Regions from separate parts of the Homo sapiens genome. Here region 2 is linked to region 1. A link is a contact called in ENCODE Hi-C or POLR2A ChIA-PET data. All regions are on one chromosome and are shown on one strand. The core of a region is the stretch at or near the end of the contact, and the rest is flanking DNA. Distances in the headings are between cores, read along the strand shown.

The links. Hi-C counts contacts between places; a loop is a spot of excess contacts on that map. ChIA-PET counts read pairs that join two places held with the same protein, here RNA polymerase II (POLR2A). Pooled maps may share reads with other maps.
Region 2: a loop to region 1 is called in a pooled map, with 3 times the contacts of the local background. The contact joins two enhancer-like sites. A Hi-C loop is called at or near these places in 2 of 50 pooled maps. POLR2A ChIA-PET finds 5 or more read pairs at or near these places in 3 of 52 experiments (H1, HEK293T and PC-9).

Annotation. Positions count from the first base shown.
Region 1 is chr14:101,946,889-101,949,437 of GRCh38, reverse strand. No RefSeq gene overlaps it. Among named protein-coding and RNA genes, the nearest start is that of DYNC1H1, 16 kb to the left of the region's middle. RefSeq lists enhancers at 863-1,052, 1,353-1,472, 1,177-1,838. Within about 2 kb of position 1,282, at least 33 of the 41 ENCODE cell types and tissues checked have a DNase peak (open chromatin) inside an H3K27ac peak, as active enhancers do; they include PC-9, where a contact is called at or near this core.
Region 2 is chr14:102,219,880-102,222,428 of GRCh38, reverse strand. It overlaps a transcript of WDR20 not described here and a transcript of MOK not described here. Among named protein-coding and RNA genes, the nearest start is that of WDR20, 81 kb to the right of the region's middle. Within about 2 kb of position 1,273, at least 3 of the 41 ENCODE cell types and tissues checked have a DNase peak (open chromatin) inside an H3K27ac peak, as active enhancers do; they include PC-9, where a contact is called at or near this core.

The sequences.
Region 1 (2,549 bases), core at 33-2,532:
TTCAACACAGCATAGATTTTGTTGAAGGCAGGGGTTTCTGCCTTCTGTTTAATGCTAGCTGCCCAGTGCCTAGAAAAGTGCCTGGCATCCAGTAGGTGTTCAATAGATATTTATAGAGTTAAATGCACTAAACTTAGGAGGCGGAAGTTGTTTTTTTTGGAGGCCTTTGCCCATTTCACTCCCTCCTTCCCGTTCCACCTTCTAGGTTTCTCATTCCCTCTGCTTCTTCTCTTTTGCTGGCTCTGGCCTGCAGCCCTCTTGCCCCTGGTGTAAAGGGCTCAAAACGCCAGACAGCTCTGCCGCCATGGGGAGGAGACCCTGACTGAGAAGCCAGGGCCCCGGCCTCCAGGGTCACCAGTACCTTGGGCAGGCCGGGGTGTCGCTGGGGCTTGGGTGACTCCACCAGGCATGGAGGGGGTGGGTACTCCCAGCTGGCTCGCCAACCTTCGCTTCTTGCCTCGCAAAGGCAACCTGGCGGAGGGTCTGTGGGTCAAGCAGAGTCCAGCTCTAGTTTCTCCCCTTCCAGGCTGTGCGCCCTCAGCCAGGCCTCTCCTCGCCTACAGGGCTCGCGGACACTTCTGACCCTCACTGAGGTCGTAAAGATTACAAGTCAGTGGTCCACAACGACTGGCGTCGGGCCCGCCGCATACCCACTATGTACGACTGGCCGCTAAGTCAGCCGAGGCCCTGGGGCTCCGCTCCACAACCCAGCCCACGGTCAGCTTTCCTGGGCTGCTCCGTCCCGCGAGGCCATCGCCCCATTCATATTCGGCAGGGCATTTCCACGCGTCCCGTCTCAGGCAAGCCCCAGAGCACCCTTTTTCGGGCAACACTGTGCCCACTTCACTGGAGAGGGAACTGAGGTCCACGTCATTGGGAGAGGAACACGTGACATATTGAGCTCTTTCCTCAGCAAGTGACCTAACCCGCCTTGCCCTCGGCCGTGAGCAGAGGGCCAGACCGGAAGTCCGCTAGCTCTGCTGTTCCGAGGCCCGCCAGTCTCCAAACCCCGGTCTTAGATCGAGGTCTCTGGCCGTTTCCCTCCGCAGCAAAACCCTTGTTCCAGGACTACACCAGACGGGTCACACGACCTAGATCGGCACGGTCACATGTCCCGCAGTCCGGTCATGTGCACCCTCGGACCAATCCCAGCGGCCAGGAAGGAGAGGCATTGTGATTGGCCCATGCCCTTCAGGGGGCGGGACTCCTGCTGAGGAGGGCCTTCCCCGTTCTCACCTCTGCGTTCCGCGTGAATCTCGCTCACTCGCGAGATTGGGCGTCTGACAGGTGCCCTTAGGTCCCACAATGCACAGGCCGGAGGCGGGGCGGTCCTGCATTGACGCAACCTCGCGCGCCGCTTGCGTCACCTCTCGGTGCCGCCCTTGAGATTGGGGCATTTCTCGCTGAGATCCTGCACTCGGCTCCAGGTATCCTGGAGGAAAGAACGAACTTCTCCTGGGCCCAGAAGTTTAGGTCCGCTGTCGTCCCCCGCCTGCCTCTAAGGCCCTCTCCTCGCGACAGCCTCTGAAACCATCGGCTCCTTCCTCATTTCTGTCACGGCCTGGCTTGCATTCCAAGCCAGGCACTCATTTCATGTTTATTGTTCCAGCTGGACTAGGGGTACTTAAACCGTGGTCCATGGCTGGGCTTCCGGGGCCGTGACCCCCTTAAATTATATGCAGTATGTAGCTTGTTGTGGGTGGCTTCTGTCACACTTAAATGCTGGGTGCCATCACAGGACTGGCAGGGCCCTACTGTGGTCGTCAGTGCGCTCTTTGTCAGCACAGAGCCTGACGCAAATGTCCAAAGGTGCTAATTAGACAGAGGCAAATATCCCAACTGTTGCCCTCTGCACACACCTCGGTCTACTCTTTTAAGACTACTTGCTGTTACCTGCACACACCTTTATTTATTTATTTATTTATTTATTTAATTTTTGAGACAGGGTCTCGCTCTGTCGCCCAGGCTGGAGTGCAGTGGCGCGATCTCGGCTCACGGGCTCAAGCGACCCTCCTGCCTCAGCCTCCCGAACAGCTGGGACTACAGGCCTGCGTCACCACGCCCGGCTAGTGGTTTTTTTCTTTTTTTTTTTTTCTTGAGACGGAGTCTTGCTCTGTCGCCCAGGCTGGAGTGCAGTGGCGCCATCTCGGCTTACTGCAACCTCCGCCTCCCAGGTTCAAGCGATTTTCCTGCCTCAGCCTCCCGAGTAGCTGGGATTATAGGCGCTCGCCACCACACCCGGCTAATTTTTGTATTTTTAGTAGAAACGGGGTTTCACCATGTTGGCCAGGCTGGTCTCGAACTCCTGACTGCCTCGGCCTCCTAAAAGTGCTGGGATTACAGGCGCGAGCCACTGCGCCCGGCCTAGTTTTTGTATTTTTTGTAGAGACGGGGTTTCGCCATGTTGCCCAGGGTGGTCTTGAATTCCTGAGCTCAAGTGATCCTCCCGCCTAGGCCTTCCAAAGTGCTGGGAGTACGTGAGCCACCGCTCCTGGCCCTGCACACAGCTTTTGATTGTACGCCTTCCTTCTGTCATCATGCTGTTCTCT
Region 2 (2,549 bases), core at 24-2,523, 270 kb before region 1:
CACCCAGTCCCTCGGAGCCAGGGGTTGTCTCCAAGGATAGAGTTCAGTGGCACCTTTGAAAGGGCATTCTCTGCTGGGGGGTTCTTGCTTTGTTGGGTGGTGTGACCGTGGCACCCCCTGGCTGTAGCTGTCCACATGTGTAGGCCCCACAGGTAGAGACAGCAGGGCCCAGGCCGAGGTCGGGGGAGCCCCAGAACAAAGTAGTCTTGCCGTGAGGCTGCAGCTGGGTGTGGAGAAGGGATGTGGGGGCCAACCCACCAGGGCCAGCAGGAAGAATGGTGGGGGGCATCTGGCTCTTTAGGGCGGCTCCTGCTGAGAGGCTCACTGTCGGGGGCGGGGGCGGGGAATCTCACCCAGATTTTACAATACTGGTGTGACCTTGGGTAAACCTAAGAGGGTTTAACCTCCTACACAGCAAAGAGTACTTCCATTTCTTTGCATTTACTATTGAGCAGCAATTACATTACATCAAAGTGTGGCGTTCATTTATGAAGAACATTAAGATGGCGACAGTGCAGCCCCAAAGGTGCACATTTTCAGCTCTGGGAATACAACTTAGCTGTCATGGAAGAAGGCTTCAGCTGATGAGTACTGTTTACAAATGACAAGCCTTTAACTCAAGCTGACATTGCTACCTTCTCACATATTGGACTTGTGTGGACACAAATGAAGGTGACAATCGGAAACTGCCCTTCAGCCTCGCCCACGCCCTGCTGCCGGAAGCCTGGAAGCAAGCTGTCCCGCTCAAGTCATTTCATCCCGTTTCTTACCTTCCACCTGAAATCTGTTCACCTAGACAAGCTCAGGAAGCAAACGGAATGTGGCAGCTGCCCCTGCTCAGAGTCTATAGGAGTGCTTTTCCTCTGGGACCCCTGAAAAGGGACAGAACCCTGTTTGTACTTGTGGAGGACCCCGCAAACGCCCCATACTTCTGGCTCAAACACATCAAGCCTGTGGAGGAAAGCTGGGCAGCAGGTTCCTGACCCCACTTCTGCCGCAGACAGTCTGGAGGAAGGAAGCCTCTCACACAGGACACTCTGCCTTCATCACCACGCGCACCCTAAGAAAGTGCTTTCCACAAGCTATGTGGTGTCCAGGAAGTGACAAATCTCCAGAACCAGGAGGCACCTCCCTTCCCCCCGGCAACAGAAAAGTCATCTACTCCTGGCAGAGGGAGAAAGTGGTGGTGACCCAGCCTGGGGACAGACGGAGAGGGGCCACCCTCATCTGGCAGCCACAGAGTCTCCCTCCCCTTTCACGGAGTGCCAGGTGGAGGTGAGTGCTGCTCCAGGTAGGAGGCAGCCCCACCCACAGGAAGGTGGTGTCTCTACCAGTCCTGTGTTAAGTTTAGCTTCCCGGGAGCACGTTTAACAACTTAAAAACAAGTGACAGCCAGCCCTGTGGGAGGCTGAGGTGGGGAGATTACTTGAGCCCAGGAGTCTGAGACCAGCCTGGCCAACATGGTGAAACTCCATCTCTACTAATACAAAATTAGCCGGGTGTGGTGGCGCACGGCTGTCATCCCAGCTACTCAGGAGGCTGTGTGGCAGGAGGATGGCTTGAGCCCAGGAGATGCAGGGTGCAATGAGCCGCGATCCACTGCACTCCAGCCTGGGGGATAGAGCAAGACCCTGTCTCAAAAAATGAAAAGATAGATAATAAAAACAAGTGACATTAATTTTAATATTTTCTTTTTTTTTTTTTTTTTTGAGACGGAGTCTCACTTTGTTGTCCAGGCTGGAGTGCAGTGGCACGATCTTGGCTCACTGCAAGCTCCACCTCCTGGGTTCAAGTGATTCTCCTGCCTCAGCCTCCCAAGTACCTTGGACTACAGGCGCCTGCCACCACGCCCAGCTAACTTTTTGTAGTTTTAGTAGAGATGGGGTTTCACTGTTAGGATGGTCTTGAAGACCTCCTGACCTCGTGATCCACCTGCCTTGGCCTCCCAAAGTGCTGGGATTACAGGCGTGAGCCACCGCACCTGGCCAATTTTAATATTTTAACTGAAGATGTTTCATATAATATTCAGCAATATAAAAATTACTAATGACTTTTTTGGTAAGAAGCCTTTGAGGTGTGCTGTGTGGTTGACACGTTATGGCACTTTTCAGGTTGGACTGGCCCCAATTTACATACTTAGTGGCTGCAGGTGGCTTCTGACGGCCATGAGGGACAGCACCCTTCCTTAGACTTCCTCTCACTGAGTGTGAGGCCCCAGAGGACTCGGCTGCTTTCCATCACTCCCAGGGGAGGGCGGCTGCTGAGACGCAGAGGTGGCGCAGCCACCAGGCTGCCAGAGCCTGATGTTGAGGGACACGCTGCTTCCGCCAGCTGGTCCCTACAAAGCCGCACCCCTAGAAAGCGACCCAACGCGAGGGCTGCAGGCTTCCTATTCTCCCATTAGCACAAAACAAATGCACACTCATTCTCCAGTTTCTGCTGGCTAACGCCTTGATGCCAATTGTGGTGGCAGCTAGGAGCCAACTAGAACCACCTTCATGCCCTCCACTGTCCCACTCTCCACTGGGCCCAGCTTCCAGAGAGATCTT